Regions from separate parts of the Homo sapiens genome. Here all the other regions are linked to region 2. Evidence: chromatin contacts called from ENCODE Hi-C data. All regions are on one chromosome and are shown on one strand. The core of a region is the stretch at or near the end of the contact, and the rest is flanking DNA. Distances in the headings are between cores, read along the strand shown.

Evidence for each region. Hi-C counts contacts between places; a loop is a spot of excess contacts on that map. Pooled maps may share reads with other maps.
Region 1: a map of sigmoid colon shows a loop between it and region 2 (5-fold over the local background). The contact joins the promoter of ETFB here to the promoter of BCL3 in region 2. A Hi-C loop is called at or near these places in 2 of 168 maps with a recorded cell type or tissue (CD8-positive, alpha-beta T cell and sigmoid colon) and 11 of 50 pooled maps.
Region 3: a pooled map shows a loop between it and region 2 (6-fold over the local background). The contact joins the promoter of ACTN4 here to the promoter of BCL3 in region 2. A Hi-C loop is called at or near these places in 5 of 50 pooled maps.

The regions. Positions count from the first base shown.
Region 1 is chr19:51,363,158-51,367,637 of GRCh38, reverse strand. ETFB (electron transfer flavoprotein subunit beta) reads left to right here and starts at 1,250. Exons shown (of 6, transcript NM_001985.3): 1 at 1,250-1,368. The coding sequence starts at 1,312. CLDND2 (claudin domain containing 2) reads left to right here. Exons shown (of 4, transcript NM_152353.3): 3 at 62-181; 4 at 423-540. The coding sequence ends at 496. RefSeq lists silencers at 1-134, 405-454 and an enhancer at 684-1,643.
Region 2 is chr19:44,746,735-44,751,237 of GRCh38, reverse strand. BCL3 (BCL3 transcription coactivator) reads right to left here and starts at 2,530. Exons shown (of 9, transcript NM_005178.5): 1 at 2,192-2,530; 2 at 1-11. The coding sequence starts at 2,447. RefSeq lists silencers at 2,292-2,881, 3,292-3,421, 3,482-3,961.
Region 3 is chr19:38,644,557-38,649,356 of GRCh38, reverse strand. It overlaps ACTN4 (actinin alpha 4), which reads right to left and starts at 1,708. Exons shown (of 21, transcript NM_004924.6): 1 at 1,450-1,708. The coding sequence starts at 1,611. RefSeq lists an enhancer at 1-28 and silencers at 1-28, 1-185, 1,369-1,448, 1,679-1,868.

The DNA of each region.
Region 1 (4,480 bases), core at 1-2,500, 6.6 Mb before region 2:
TGGCCTGGGTGCAGCCCCCACCAGGCCCAGCTAGCTCATCTTGCGGCTGGGCGGGGCCCAGGACTGCTGCTGCTGACCGCCTTGATAGGCTACACCGTGAAGAATGCGTGGAAGAACAACGTCTTCTTCTCTTGGTCCTATTTTTCTGGGTGGCTGGCCTTACCCTTCTCAATTCTCGCGGGTAAACTGGACAGCGGGAAGAGGGTGGAGGAGACTGCCCAGAAGACCCTCACCCCAGAGGCTCCCCAGCTGCCCTCCCAGGAAACCCCGGGGACCTCTCGGGGACTCCCCAACACACTAACGACTCCCGCAGACCCGGCAGAGACCCCCTTGGAGCCCCAAACCCCAGTCCCCGGGGCCCTCCCGGCCATCCGCCCCAGGGCCCACCTTCCTCTCCCTGCTCCGCACCCCCGTCCCCCCAGGCTTCTGCTTTCTGCTGGCAGACATGATCATGCAGAGCACCGACGCCATCAGTGGATTCCCCGTGTGTCTGTGACTGCAGCCTGCCTGGGGCAGAATAAAGGAACGGCTTTTTTTAGCGCTGCGGCTCCGCGTGCTTTTCTGCGGGTCGTGGGGACGCAGGCACGGGGTTGCATAGAGGCTCAGGGAAGACATAAGGACATGAACTCATAGGGAACGTGGAGACAGGGAGACACAGACATGGAGACACAAGTCTCCATGGATTGGGATGGGAACAGGGACATGTGGGAGGGGCGGGGCCAGGAGGGGACGTGGGCCTTTGGAGAGGGTGTGGAGAGGCTGTGGGGACGACATGGAGGTGAAGTAGAGACACGGACAGGGGAGGATACGGATATGGAAGGGACAGGGAACACGGGGATGGAGAGAGTGGAGAGACCGACGCGCGAGGATTCAGAGGCGTGGGAATACGAGTACCGCGACTTGGAGAGGCCGGGAAGAAGTGGGGGATCTGGAGAGGGAGAGCAGATCCGGGGATACCGGGAAGTGTTTATAGGACCGGGAGGATCTATAAACTCCGGGCGCGCTTCCCTCCAGTGCACGACCTTTCCCCTAGTTCTCTGCCCTGCCCTCTCCGCCAGGCCTTTCCTTCTCTCTCCAGGTCCCGCTCGCTCCCCGAGATCCGCTTCCCATTGGTTTGCATTGCTTGCCACACCTCCCTTCCTTCCGGCCTCTCGATTGGTCCTCTGTCGGGGAGGCGGGCTCTGCAGCGGTTGACTGGCTGACCGTGCTGCGCGCAGGCGCAGAGAGGGGCGCGGGGGGCGGGGGTGGTGGGGCTTCTGGACTGAGCCGCTGAGGGTGCGGGCTGACCCTGTAAGTGGCTGCGGCGGGAAGATGGCGGAGCTGCGCGTGCTCGTAGCTGTCAAGAGGGTCATCGACTACGCCGTGAAGGTGATCGGGCCCCCCTCTCCCACATCCCTGAGTCCCGCAGCCGTGTGCTTCCGGGGCCACGAGCGCACACTGGGTGGGGGTCTTCTCGTAACCCCCGACCTCTGCCGCTTTAACCCCCAAACGTCAAAGTCACCTGAGGGCAAAAATCCAAGAGTGAAGTTCTAACATCCGATCCCTCCGGGGTCACGGCCATGTTCTCTTTTCCCTCGTTCTGGATTCACTCTCTTGATAACTGTTCAGAGTGAGTTGCTTTCTCTATTTCTTACCCACTGGAAGAAGTCACGGTCCCTGTTTAATGCACGGAGAAACTGAGGCACAGAGAGGTCACCCAGCTAGAGAAGGGCAGAGCCGAGAGTTCTATCCAGGTTCCTCTGACTGCTTTCACCCACTAGGCTGCATTACTTACCATTGTACTCTTATATTACCCGAAATGTGCTATAGAGGGAGTCAGACAGGGTCCTGTGGGGCCCCAGAAGCTGCTTTCCACCCTCCATAGCCACAGGGTGAGCCAGGAGGCTCTAGCTAGGGAGAGAGAAGTGTGTTTGCTAGAGATGAAAGTTCAAGGAGCCAACCTGACTGAGCTGGGGGTAGCTCACATTCTCCATGAAAGAGGTGGGGGAGGGTGCTCTCAGCGCCTGGCTTGTTGTCCCCAGAGGGAAGCTGGTGTGGACAGAGGTGAATCAGACACGGTCTCTCAGGCCCGTTTCTCTCAATGCTTGGCCTGAACTGGACTGAAGATGGTGACTGTCTGTCCATGTCTGTCCTTCCCATCAGCCTGGGGACTTACCTCCGTGTCCCCAGCATTACCTAGCGCAGGGCCTGGCACCCTGGAGGCCTCAGGGTGGGCAAAACCAGGGTCACAAAGTTGACACTGATACTGCCCCTGCCTGCTTAGGGAGTGGGCTGGGGAAGAGGGTACAGGAGCCAGACTTGAGCATGAAAGTGTCAGTGATGATAGCAGCCAGCATTTAGCGGGTACTTACGTGGCAGGCATCGTTCCAAGTCCTTTGCAGAGATTAACCCATTCAGTCCTTTCAGTACCCTTTGTATTATTTATTATTTATTTTTATTTTTTGAGACGGAGTTTTGCTCTTTTTGCCCAGGCTGGAGTGCAATGGCGCAGTCTTGGCTCACTGCAACCTCAGCCTCCCGAGTTCAAGCAATTCTCCTACCTCAGCCTCCCAGGTAGCTGGGATTACAGGCATGTGCCACCACACCTGGCTAATTTTTTGTATTTTTAGTAGAGATGGGGTTTCACCATGTTGGTCAGGCTGGTCTCAAACTCCAGACCTCAGGTGATCCACCCGCCTGCCTCGGCCCCCCAAAGTGCTGGGATTACAGGTGTGAGCCACCGTGCCTGGCCGACCCTTTGTATTATTAATTCCATTGGATAGATGAGGAAACTGAGGCCTGTCAGATCTCCCAGCCAGTAAGTGGCAGAGTTACGATCGAAACCCCGGGCAAGTCTGGCTCTAGACTCTGCTCTCCCATCTCCCTCAATGCCCCCTGTCCTAATGATGCCTCTGGCAGCACATGACAGGGATGTCACCTGTAGCCCTTTTGAGACACATTCCTCTTGGGGTCCTGGGACCCAACACTTGGTTTCCTCCCTGCTCTGACTGTTCGTTACTGTCACATCTTTGGAGTCCTACAGCTCCCTGGGCCTCTTCTCTCCATCCCAGCCCTGGCCTTCCACGCCTGGCATGTCTGGGATTGGATCCGTCTCCCCCATGGTGCAGGCCCACGTTTGACTCAGCTCTGGTCCCAGCATCACTCAGCACAGAGCCTGGCACATGGATGTCTCTGGTGTGCTCAGGGAGAGAACAGAGGGGAAGCGTGAAGGCCGCGTTGAATCAGCTACTGTCCTTTCCAGAGGGTGCTGCCTTCCCCTCCCGCAGTGCCCCAGGGCTCCCTGCATTACATCCTGTCTCACTGGATGTGTCTGTTGATGTCCTTTTCAGAACAAATAAATGATTCAGACCCTGCCAGCTTCCTAAACACCAGATTAGACCTGGGTACTGTCCCACCCTCTTTCCCTTCTCCCAAAGCTGTCAGTTCTCCACCCCCCACCCTTCTTGCCCTATTGTCTCTTGGTGTCATTGTCTCACCTGGACCCTCACCCGGGTCCTCCCTCACTCCCAGTCTCTCCCTCTCAGCCCACCTCTACCCAGCCTTAGGGGCCTTTCTGCACCCAGAGCTCACCCTGCTCTCCCCTGCTCCCAGCCTGCCTGTGGCTCCCCAGCACCCTCAGGACAGAGTCGCAGCCCCTCTGCCTGGCATTTGGGATGCTTTGTGGTCCAGCCTCCTCTTCATGGTCTGCTTCAGCCGTCCACTTCCCTCCTTGGACCCTCCCTTACCCTTTGTGCTTCTGCCACTGTGACCTGCTCCTCCTGTCCTGACAGACCAGGCCGCGGCTTGCCCGTTCCATGCCTTCTTCCAGCACCACCCTCCTACCTCTGCTTTCTGTCCTTTGTCCTGCCCAACTCCAACTCATGGATTATATCAAAATCTAGTGATTCTCGGCCAGGCGCGGTGGCTCACACCTCTAATCCCTGCACTTTGTGAGGCTGAGGCGAGTGGATCAGTTGAGGTCAGGAGTTTGAGACCAGCCAGGCCAACATGGTGAAACCCCATCTCTCCTAAAAATAAAAAAATTAGCCAGGCATGGTGGCACGTATCTGTAGTCCCAGCTACTCGGGAGGCTGAGGCAGGAGAATCGCTTGAACCTGGGAGGCAGAGGTTGCAGTGAGCCAGGATTGTGTCCCTGTACTCCAGCCTGGGTGACAGAGCTAGACTCAGTCTCAAAATAATAATAATAATAATTTAGTGATTCTCCCTGGCATCGCCTCCTCCAGGAAGCCCCTGACCCTACACCCTCAGGTTGCCTTGGTATATCCCTGGGGGCTTCTGCAGTCCCTAGATTTGCTTCCATCAGCCCTCGCCAGACTGGATTGGGATCCTCTGTTTACCCCATGTTCCCCACTGCCCTACTCCATCATCCCCAGGCTGGTAGCTCCCTGCAGAGAGGGGCCATGTCTGATCCACCTCTGTTCCCAGAATCACGTGCTCACTCCCTGACCTCTTTCACCTCCTTTTCAAACATCACCTTCTC
Region 2 (4,503 bases), core at 1,281-3,780:
CAGTAAGGCTCCTGGACAATGGAGGACAGAGAAGGGACATGGGTGAGGCCACACCCACAGACCCTCAACCCGCCCCCCACTTCTAAAACTTTGCTCCTGTGGTGTCACCTGCCCTTTCTCCTGGGTCCCTTTTGCATCCCATACAGGGTCCTCAGGGCCTAAAACAAACCCCCTTCCACGTCCCTCCTCTGGGCTCTGGCAGCTTCCTCTCCCTCTAGGGCTGGTCACCCTCATTGTCACTTATCTTCTGACCTCAATCTCCAATCAGACAAAGGGTCCCTTAAGAACAGAGGGTGCACCCATCATCACCTAGCAGGGGACCCCAGGGACTGTCTGCAGAGTGATTTTGTGGCTGATGAATTGCTGGGTGCAGGGTGTGGGATAAATGTAGAGTGGGTTTGGGGAGAGTGGAGGCAGAGAGGAGGTGTTACCAGAAGCCTGTTCAAATTGTTTTTGAGATGTAGTCTCGCTCTGTTGCCCAGACTGGAGTGCAGTGGCACGATCTTGCCCCACTGCAACCTCTGCCTCCCAGGTTCAAGCGATTCTCCTGCCTCAACCTCCCAGGTAGCTGGGATTACAGATGCTGACCACCACGCATGGGTAATTTTAGATCAAACTGTTTAAAAAGGGGCCACGGCAGGCCGGGCGCTGTGGCTCATGCCTCTAATACCAATACTTTGGGAGGCCGAGGCGGGCGGATCACCTGAGGTCAGGAGTTCAATACCAGTCTGGGCAACATGGTGAAACCCTGTCTCTACTAAAAATACAAAAATTAGCCAGGTGTGGTGGTGCATGCCTGTAATCCCAGCTACTCGGGAGGCTGAGGCACAAGAATCCCCTGAACTTGGGAGGCGGAGGTTGCAGTGAGCCGAGATCACGCCAATGCACTCCAGCCTGGGCGACAGAGCAAAACAAAACTCTGTCTCAAAAAACAAAAACAAAAACAAACAAAGGCGAGGGGACCATGGCAGCAGGCAAATCCATACCAACCCATCACACAGACGGGGAAAACTGAGGCCTGCTTTCTCACTCTTGGAATAGGAAAGCTGGGAGGCCGTGGCAGAACTCCTGATGCACATAGCTTGAGGCTCTCCAGCTGTCACGCTGATGGGGTGGAGGGTGCAGAAACTACCTAAAGTTTTGGGGCTCTGTAGAACGGCTCTCTGCAGCTTTGGGGGTCAATTGGGGATGGTGACGTGGCCACAGCTGTGGTAGAGGACACCCCTTCTTGAGATCAGGGATGGAGATAGGATGGAGAGAAGAGTGTGTGGTCTTCGTCATCTGCTGATCCTTGTGGGCCCTCTGTTCTTGAACTCCCAAGTTTCCAGGTCCTCGTATCTCCAATACCAGGCCTTGAGGCCTTGAGGCTTTCTGTCTGGAGACCCCTGAAATTTTCATCCTGCCTCTAAATTACCCAAAGTCTCAGAATTACCCAATCTTAGGATCCTCAGTCCCCTGATCCCTTCTGCCCACCTGATCTTGACCTCAAATAGGACCCTGATCACTTGTGGCCCCACATAACTGAGTACCCAGAAACCCGGGTCTCTGTTCTCCTGGGTCCTCAAGACCCCCTGGTATCTGGGTCCCTGGAGCTCTGGTTCATTTCCTTGGATCCTTGTGATCCCAGATATTGGGGTGCTCAGAACCCCATCTCTGTTTTCATAATGCCCATGTCTCCAGATATCTTGGTTCCTGAGATTGTGACATCCTGAGATCCTCAGTATCTGTCTCCTTAGAACCCCAGTCTCTGTTACCCTGACTCCCTTTGATTCTAATAATATCAGGATACAGGGAACCCCAGTTTCTCCAGCCCAGCTCAGCTTCCTCATAACGCTACACATCTGGCTTAAGAGCTTGTACTTTCTTGCCCCTAGGATACCAGGCTCTGTGCCCTGATTCCCTGACACCCCCATATTTGTACCACTGGGCATTGTCCCTGGCCCCCCCCCCCCCACGTCACTCAGCCCCTGGGCTTTGCCCCCCAGGGTCCCCAAATCCCCAGATCCCAAGGCACAGCTTACTGGCTCCCCGATGATCTCATATCTATATCCTTGGAACCTGGGCTTATATCCTCTTGTCCCCCAGGTCCCTGGAGAGACACCGGTTTGTGCCTCAAGCTCTGCCTCCTGGCTCTGGTGACCCTATGCTCTGTGTGGATCCCACCCGGCCCGGACCCTCGGGGGCCACTCACCGGGGTAGTAAAGCGCCTCCGGCCGGGCCAGGCCGTGGGGGGGCCCGGGGACCGCCGGCAGGTCGCAGCCGCCGCGCAGAGGGTCCAGGGGGACGACAAGGCCCGCAGCGCCGCGGGGAGCGGCGGGCTCCGGGGAGGGCGCGCGCAGCGGGCGCTTGCGGAGCGGCAGCGCGGCGCCCGGGAGTCCGGCGGCCTTGGGCCGGGTGCGCAGGTCCACGGGCCCCTCGTCCATGGCCCCCGCGGGGCATCGGGGCATGGGGCCGCCGGGGACGGCGGCCGGAGAGCGGCTGGGCTCGGCTGCACGGGAGGGTGGTTTCGCCGGGCGCCGGGACTTCCCCTGCAGCCGGCTGAACTGAAGGGACTTTTGTCGGCCGGGGCGGTGCCGGCCGCCCGCCTCCCCGCCCCCGGCCCCCCCGGGGCCACCCGTACGCCCCAGGGGTTTCCTGGACCCGCCGCTGCTCCCGCCGCTCTGAGGTGCAGCCTGCCCTGCGCCCCGCCCGCGCCGCGCCCCGCTTGCCCCCTCCCGGCCCGCGGCGCCTGGGGCAGCCAGGCCTCGGCGGGGGAGGGAGAGGAAAGGAGGGGTGGGGGGAGAGGAGGCGGGGTCGGGGGGTGGGGGGGTGTCCCCACCCCTGCTGCCAAGGGCCGCTCTCTCTGCCTCTGTTTTTGTCTTTCTGGCCCTATCTCTCAACATCTCTATCTCTGAGTCTGTAACTGTCTCTCTGGTTCTCCTGTCTGAGTAGGTGTTTCTCTCCGCAACCCCGCGTTTGTCTCTGTGTGCTCTGTTCCGTCTCTGTCTCTCTCTTTTGTCTCTTTGTGTCTGTCACCATCTCTCTGCCTCTCAGTTGCTGTCTGCTTCTCTGTCTCTCAGGAGGCCTTGGCATCTCTGGGACGGGGTTTGGAATCTCGGTTCCCACTTACTCGCTGGGTGACCTTGGCCAAACACTTCCCCTCTCTGAGCCGTTTCCTCCTTAGTGGGAGTGAAGAGACGCACCCGGGGCAGGGACTGGCACTCGGCAGGCGGCCAGGAACGATTCCTCTCCCTCCCCTCTTCCATCTCTGCCACTCCACGTGCCTCATCAGCTGTGGGTCTAAAGGGGCTGGGGGTGGGGTGAGGGTGGGGAGCGCTCCACTGATTGTGTCTCTGCACTCGTTGGGGGCCCTGCCCCCAGCCGGGGCCCGCGGGGCACCGGGGTGGGTGCTCGGAAAATCCTAGGTGCACAGAGAGAAAGAGACATGGAGACAGGCGCAGAGATCTTGAGAGAAAGAGAGATAGCAAGAGACACGGACACCAGGCCAGAGTCAGCGCGACCGAGGCCGGTGCTGCAGGAGCGGGGAGCAGTTTGGCTTCCCCCCGACTTCCCCTCCCACCTCGAGGAGGGGTTGATGGGTGGGGAACAGGCTAGGCGGGTTGGGGGCATGACTCAGGCTGGAGATGGGAGGGAGGGAGGAGGGAGGCGGGACTCTTCCCCGTCTCCTCCCCTCCTCTCCCTCTCCCCGCCCCGGGGTGGGGCCCCGAAGGTCCGGGGCTTTCCCGGATTTCCCTGGGGGCGGGGCAGCCGCTGGGGTTGAGTCCGGGTCACTGAGTCACAGGAGGCGGAGAGGGAGGCTTTGGGGACACAGGGGGCGGGGCATGGGGGCTGCACCCCGGACTTGCCCAGGGGGCACGCGGCGTCTCTCTGGTTCTCTCCCCCGGTCTCCTTCTGTCTTCGAAACTTGCCTGACCTCCCTCTGGTTGTCTCCTGCCCCGCCCTCTGTCTCTGTCTCCCCATCTCTGTTGCTGTCTCTGTGTCCCCTGGGACCTTGAAAGTGGGTATTGGGGCCCCGGGAAGGGACTTTGGCCGGACTCGGGCCCCACCCGAGTGGATCGTTAACCCAGGATGTGAGAAGTGGCTGTGTGGAGAGGCCTCACCCCTTCCCTTCCTTTCGACCTCTCTCTGGATCTCCCTTATCCCCCTTCATGGCGAAACATCCCGAGCACAGACCTGTGTTAATTCCACCTCCACCCCTTGCTCCCGGTGGGACCTCAGACAAGCCATCCCCTGCCTTGAGACTCAGTTTGTTCTTCTGGAAAATGGGACCAATGGCAACCCCTGCCTGCTGGTGTTGTGGGGGCCACAGCAAGGGAAGAGGGGAGGAATTCGGTTGGACAGGCTGGGGGCTGTGTTCCCTGCCCATCCAACCCCACCCCTGGGGACCCTCAGACACAGGAGAGGGGTGTGGAGCACTATCCCAATGCACAGAAAGGAAAGCTGAGGTTTGGAGGGGCGAGGCTTAGGGTGGGGACCCTCAGAGGTAGGGTGGGAAGGACACCC
Region 3 (4,800 bases), core at 459-2,958, 6.1 Mb after region 2:
CCCACTCACCACGCTCCTTTCTTTAGCTCTTCCTGCACACACTCAGAGCTCCCCCCTCAACCACACTGGATTTATCCCCCCCCCACAGACACTGACACCTCGCTCGGGGATCCCACTCCACTTCTGATCACCTTTTCACTGCTGTGGGGCCCTACCAAGTTGCCCCCCCCGCCCCCCAAAAAAACAGTGCCACCTGAACACAGTCTCTGCTTCAGGATCCCTTCACCTACCTCCGGTCTCTCCAAAAAAGACACAATTCTTCCTGGACACTCTCAACGCTTCCTCCCCAAACTCATTCTGCCTGCACGACACACACACGCTCTCCAGTCCCGGGACTGCACCTCCAGGAGCCAGCACCCCCTCCTCAAATTCCTTTCTCAGTCTATCCATTACGCATTCCCTTTCTAATGAGACTTTCATTTTCCTAAACGAACCTCTCTCCCATTATCCACCATTCCAGCTCACCCTCCCTCCCACCGATCTCACCTTCTCCCTCTACACTTCCTCATTCTCTCCAACGCTTTAGCTTTTCAGCTTCCCATCAATTCTTTAGAAATCCCTCCCCAAATTATCCCCACTCTCCGTATCCCCTCTACTTCGGCTTCTCCATCCCTCATCAATTCCTCTTATTATTCCTCCTATCTCTTAATCTTCTCCCCTTTGGAACAGGGCACCACAAATAAATCTCACCCCCTTCAAAAACGTCTGATTCACGGGCCCCTTAACTTCTTCCTTCCGCACCCCACCCTCCTCAGACCCCCAGTCCTGGCACCTCTACCCTCCTCACACCCTAAGCCCATGTCTTTTCATGCTCAATTCTACCCTTAGCCCCTGTTTTCATCTTCCCAGCCTCCCTAGTCTTCCCACCCGTCTTCAGACCCCACAATCTCCACTCCATCCTCACACTTGATTCTTCATCCCCTTTATAACTCCCCCAACCTGAGGCTCCCCCAATTCCAATCTCCTTCAGATCTTTCTGCTCTCCAAATAACCAACCCCTCCACACTCAAGCTCCTCCTCACACTTCCCAGACCCAGAAATTCCCTTCTCAGCCTCCCCTGATTCTCCTCCCAGCACCCCCAACCCATGCTCCGACCCTTCAAGCCCGCCTCGGATCCCAGTTCCATTTCAGCCTGCCCAGTCATCTCCTCGGTTTCCCCTAATGGCACGCCCAGACCCTCCAAATCCTTCATCAGCCTTCCCGATTCCTTTTATTTGACTCCCATATTCCCCACCCAGCCGCCAATTCTCTTTTCAGATTCCCAATTCCTTCCTCTAGCTCGGCGATTCCTCCTCAGGACTCCAATTCCCTTCCCGGACCCGCCAATTCCTTCTCGGGACCCCCCCGTTCCCATCACAGACGCTCCAGTTACCTTTCAGGACCTCCCACCCCTCCCCGGGCCCCCTCAGAAAAGCCCCTCCAGCCCGTCCGGCCCGCGGGCCGCGCACCTTGCGCTGCTGCTTCTCCCAGGCCGGGTCCAGCAGCAGGTCCCGGTCCCAGTCGTCCTCCTGGGCCATGTAGTCGCCCATGCTGCCCCCGCCGCCAGCGCCATTGCCCGCGCTGCTGGGGCCGTACTGGTACGACTGGTTCGCCGCGTGGTAGTCCACCATTCCGCCGCCTCTCGCTCGCCCACCAGCCTGTCCGCTCCCGCCTCAGCTCCCGCCCCTCTGCCCGAGCCGCCGCCGCTACCGCCGCTTCAGCTGCTTCAGCCCGCCCTCCGCCCGCGCCTGCGCACTGCCCGCCGCGCCTGCGCACAGCGCCGAGGTTGCCGCCCTCCCGCGCGCGCGCGCCTGCCAAACCAGAAAAGGCACCAAGGCCGCGCTCCGGAGCTTGGCGCCTGCGCAGAGTCCCGCTTCCTGGCCGCCCGACTCAGCCCGGGGGCGAGCCGCGCCCCCTCTCCGGCGTGAACGCGCGCGTCGTTCGCGTATGGGCGGGGCCAGATCATGAATGATTCATAAGGGCAGGCCCCGCCATCGGACCTGAACCAGCTCAGGCTTGGAATGCACTGCACCGGGTTCCCATTCAGCGACACAAATTCAACAAATATTTATTGAACACCTATTCTGTGCCAGACTATGTTTTACGCAGGCACTAAAAACAGAAAAAAATCCCAACTTTCATGAAACTACCTTCTAGTAAAGGAAGCCACATACACACAAATCTACTTTTATTTTTATTATTTTTTGAGACGGAGTCTCGCTCTGTCTCCCAGGCTGGAGTGCAGTGGCGCGATCTCGGCTCACTGCAACCTCCGCCTCCCGGATTCAAGCAATTCTCCTGCCTCAGCCTCCCGAGTAGCTGGGAACACAGGCATGCTCCACCACACCCGGCTAATTTTTGTATTTTTTTAGTAGAGACGGGGTTTCACCATGTTGGCCAGGCTGGTCTTGAACTCTTGAGCTCAAGCGATCCTCCCGCCTCAGCCTCCCAAAGTGCTGGAATTACAGGCGTGAGCCACCGCGCCCAACCAACACACAAATTTTTTTTTTTGAGACGGAGTTTCGCTCTTGTTGCCCAGGCTGGAGTGCAATGGCGTGATCTGGGCTCACTGCAACCTCCGCCTCCCAGGTTCAAGCTATTCTCCTGCCTCAGCCTCCCGAGTAGCTGGGATCACAGGCATGTGCCACCACTCCTGGCTAATTTTGTATTTTTAGTAGAGACGGGGTTTCTCCATGTTGGTCAGGCTGGTCTCAAACTCCCGACCTCAGGTGATCCGCCCACCTCGGCCTCCCAAAGTGCTGGGCTTACAGGCATGAGCCACTGCGCCTGGCCTCAACACTCAAAATTTTAAAAAATATGTAGACAGGCACAGGGGCTCACACCTGTAATCCCAGCACTTTGGGAAGCTGAGGCGGGAGGATGGCTTGAGCCCAAGAGTTCAAGGCCAGCCTAGGCAACATAACAAGAACCTGTCTCTACAAGAAATGTAAAAATTCACTGGGCATGGCTGTGTGCACCTGTAGTCCCAGCTACTCAGGAGGCTGAGGAAGGGACATCACTTGAGCCCAGGAGTTCCAGTCTGCAGTGAGCTGTGATCACACCAATGCACTCCAGAAGCGAAATCCTGTCTCAAAAATATACATAAAAGTAAAAAATAGGTAGTATTGTATATTCCAAGGTGTTGAGTATTTGGAGAAAAATCAAGCATGGGCTGGAATGCAAATAAACTACTCAGGTAGGCTTCATGGAGAAGGCAGACATTTAAACAAAGGTGCGAGCCACTGCATCAGGAAGCATCTTAAATTTAAATATTCAGCCAGGCACTGGTGGCTTACTCTTGCAATCCCAGCACTCTGGGGAGTCAAGGCTGGAAGAGTGCTTGAGCCCAAGAGTTTGAGGCCAGACTGGGTAACATAACAAGATCTCATCTCTACAAAAAAATGTTTACATTAAAAATAAATGGCCGGGCGCAGTGGCTCATGCCTGTAATCCCAGCACTTTGGGAGGCCGAGGCAGGCAGATCACGAGGTCAGGAGTTAGAGGCCAGCCTGGCCAACATGGTGAAACCCCGTCTCTACTAAAAATACAAAAATTAGCCGGGCTTGGTGGCATGCACCTGTAATCCCAGCTACCCAGGGGGCTGAGGTAGGGGAATCACTGGAACTCGGGAGGCAGAGGCTGCAGTAAGCCGAGATCGCGCCACTGTACTCCAGCCTGGGCGACAGAGCAAGACTCCGTCTAAAATAAAAATAAAAATAAATAAATAAATATCCGGCCAGGTGTGGTGGCTCACGCCTGTAATCCCAGCACTTTGGGGGGCCGAAGTGGGCGGATCACCCCAGGTCAGGAGTTCAAGACCAGCCGGGCCAACGACTCCGTCTCTACTAAAAATACAAAATTAGCCAGGCATAGTGGCACATGCCTGTAATCCCAGCTACTCAGGAGGCTGAGGTAGGAGAATAGCTTGAACCTGGGAGACGGAGGTTGTGGTGAGCCAAGATTGCACCATTGTACTCCAGCTTGGGCAACAAGAGCGAAACTCCATCTCAAATAATAATAATAATAAATATCCAAAATAGAGTTCCTGATCTTCCCCCCAAGCTTGGTCATCCCATCCCACAGTCATCCCTCTTCAATTCGTGCACCTCCAGCCTTGCAGTTGCTGAGGCTACAGACCTTGCGGTCATCCTTAATGCCTCTTTGTCTTCACAACCCCATCCAGTTCTTCAGGAAATTCTGTCATTCCATCTTGAAAGAATACACAGAACCCACCCACTTCCCCCTGCCCCACTGCGCCACCCAGGTTCTGTCTACCCTCGCCTCGCCTTCCCTTGGGCCATTGCAGCAGTTCCCCACTGTCTCCCAGCTCCCCCTCCCACCCCCTTCTCTTTCCCAGGAGAAGCTGGAGGGAGCCTGTGAATGAATGACTGAGTCAGATCACATTCCTCCCTCCTCTGTTCAAACCTTCCTGTGGCTCCACGCTCAGGGTAACAGTCAAAGTCAAGGAAAGGAAGAAAGGCTGCAGAGGAGTCTGCCCTGCCCTGCCTTGCCCAGCCCAGCCCAGCCCAGCCCAGTGTTTTTTTCCTTTTTTTTTTTTTATTGGAGGTGGAGTCTCGCCCTGTCACCCAGACCAGAGTGTAGTGGCATGATCTCGGCTCACTGCAACCTCCGCATCCCGAGTTCAAGCGATTCTCCTGTCTCAGCCTCCAGAGTAGCTGGGATTACAGGCATATGCCACCATGCCCGGCTAATTTTTATATTTTTAGTAAAGAGGGGTTTTGCCATGTTGGCCAGGCTGGTCTTGAACTCCTGAGCTCAGGTGATCTGCCTGCCTCAGCCTCCCAAAGTGCAGGGATTAC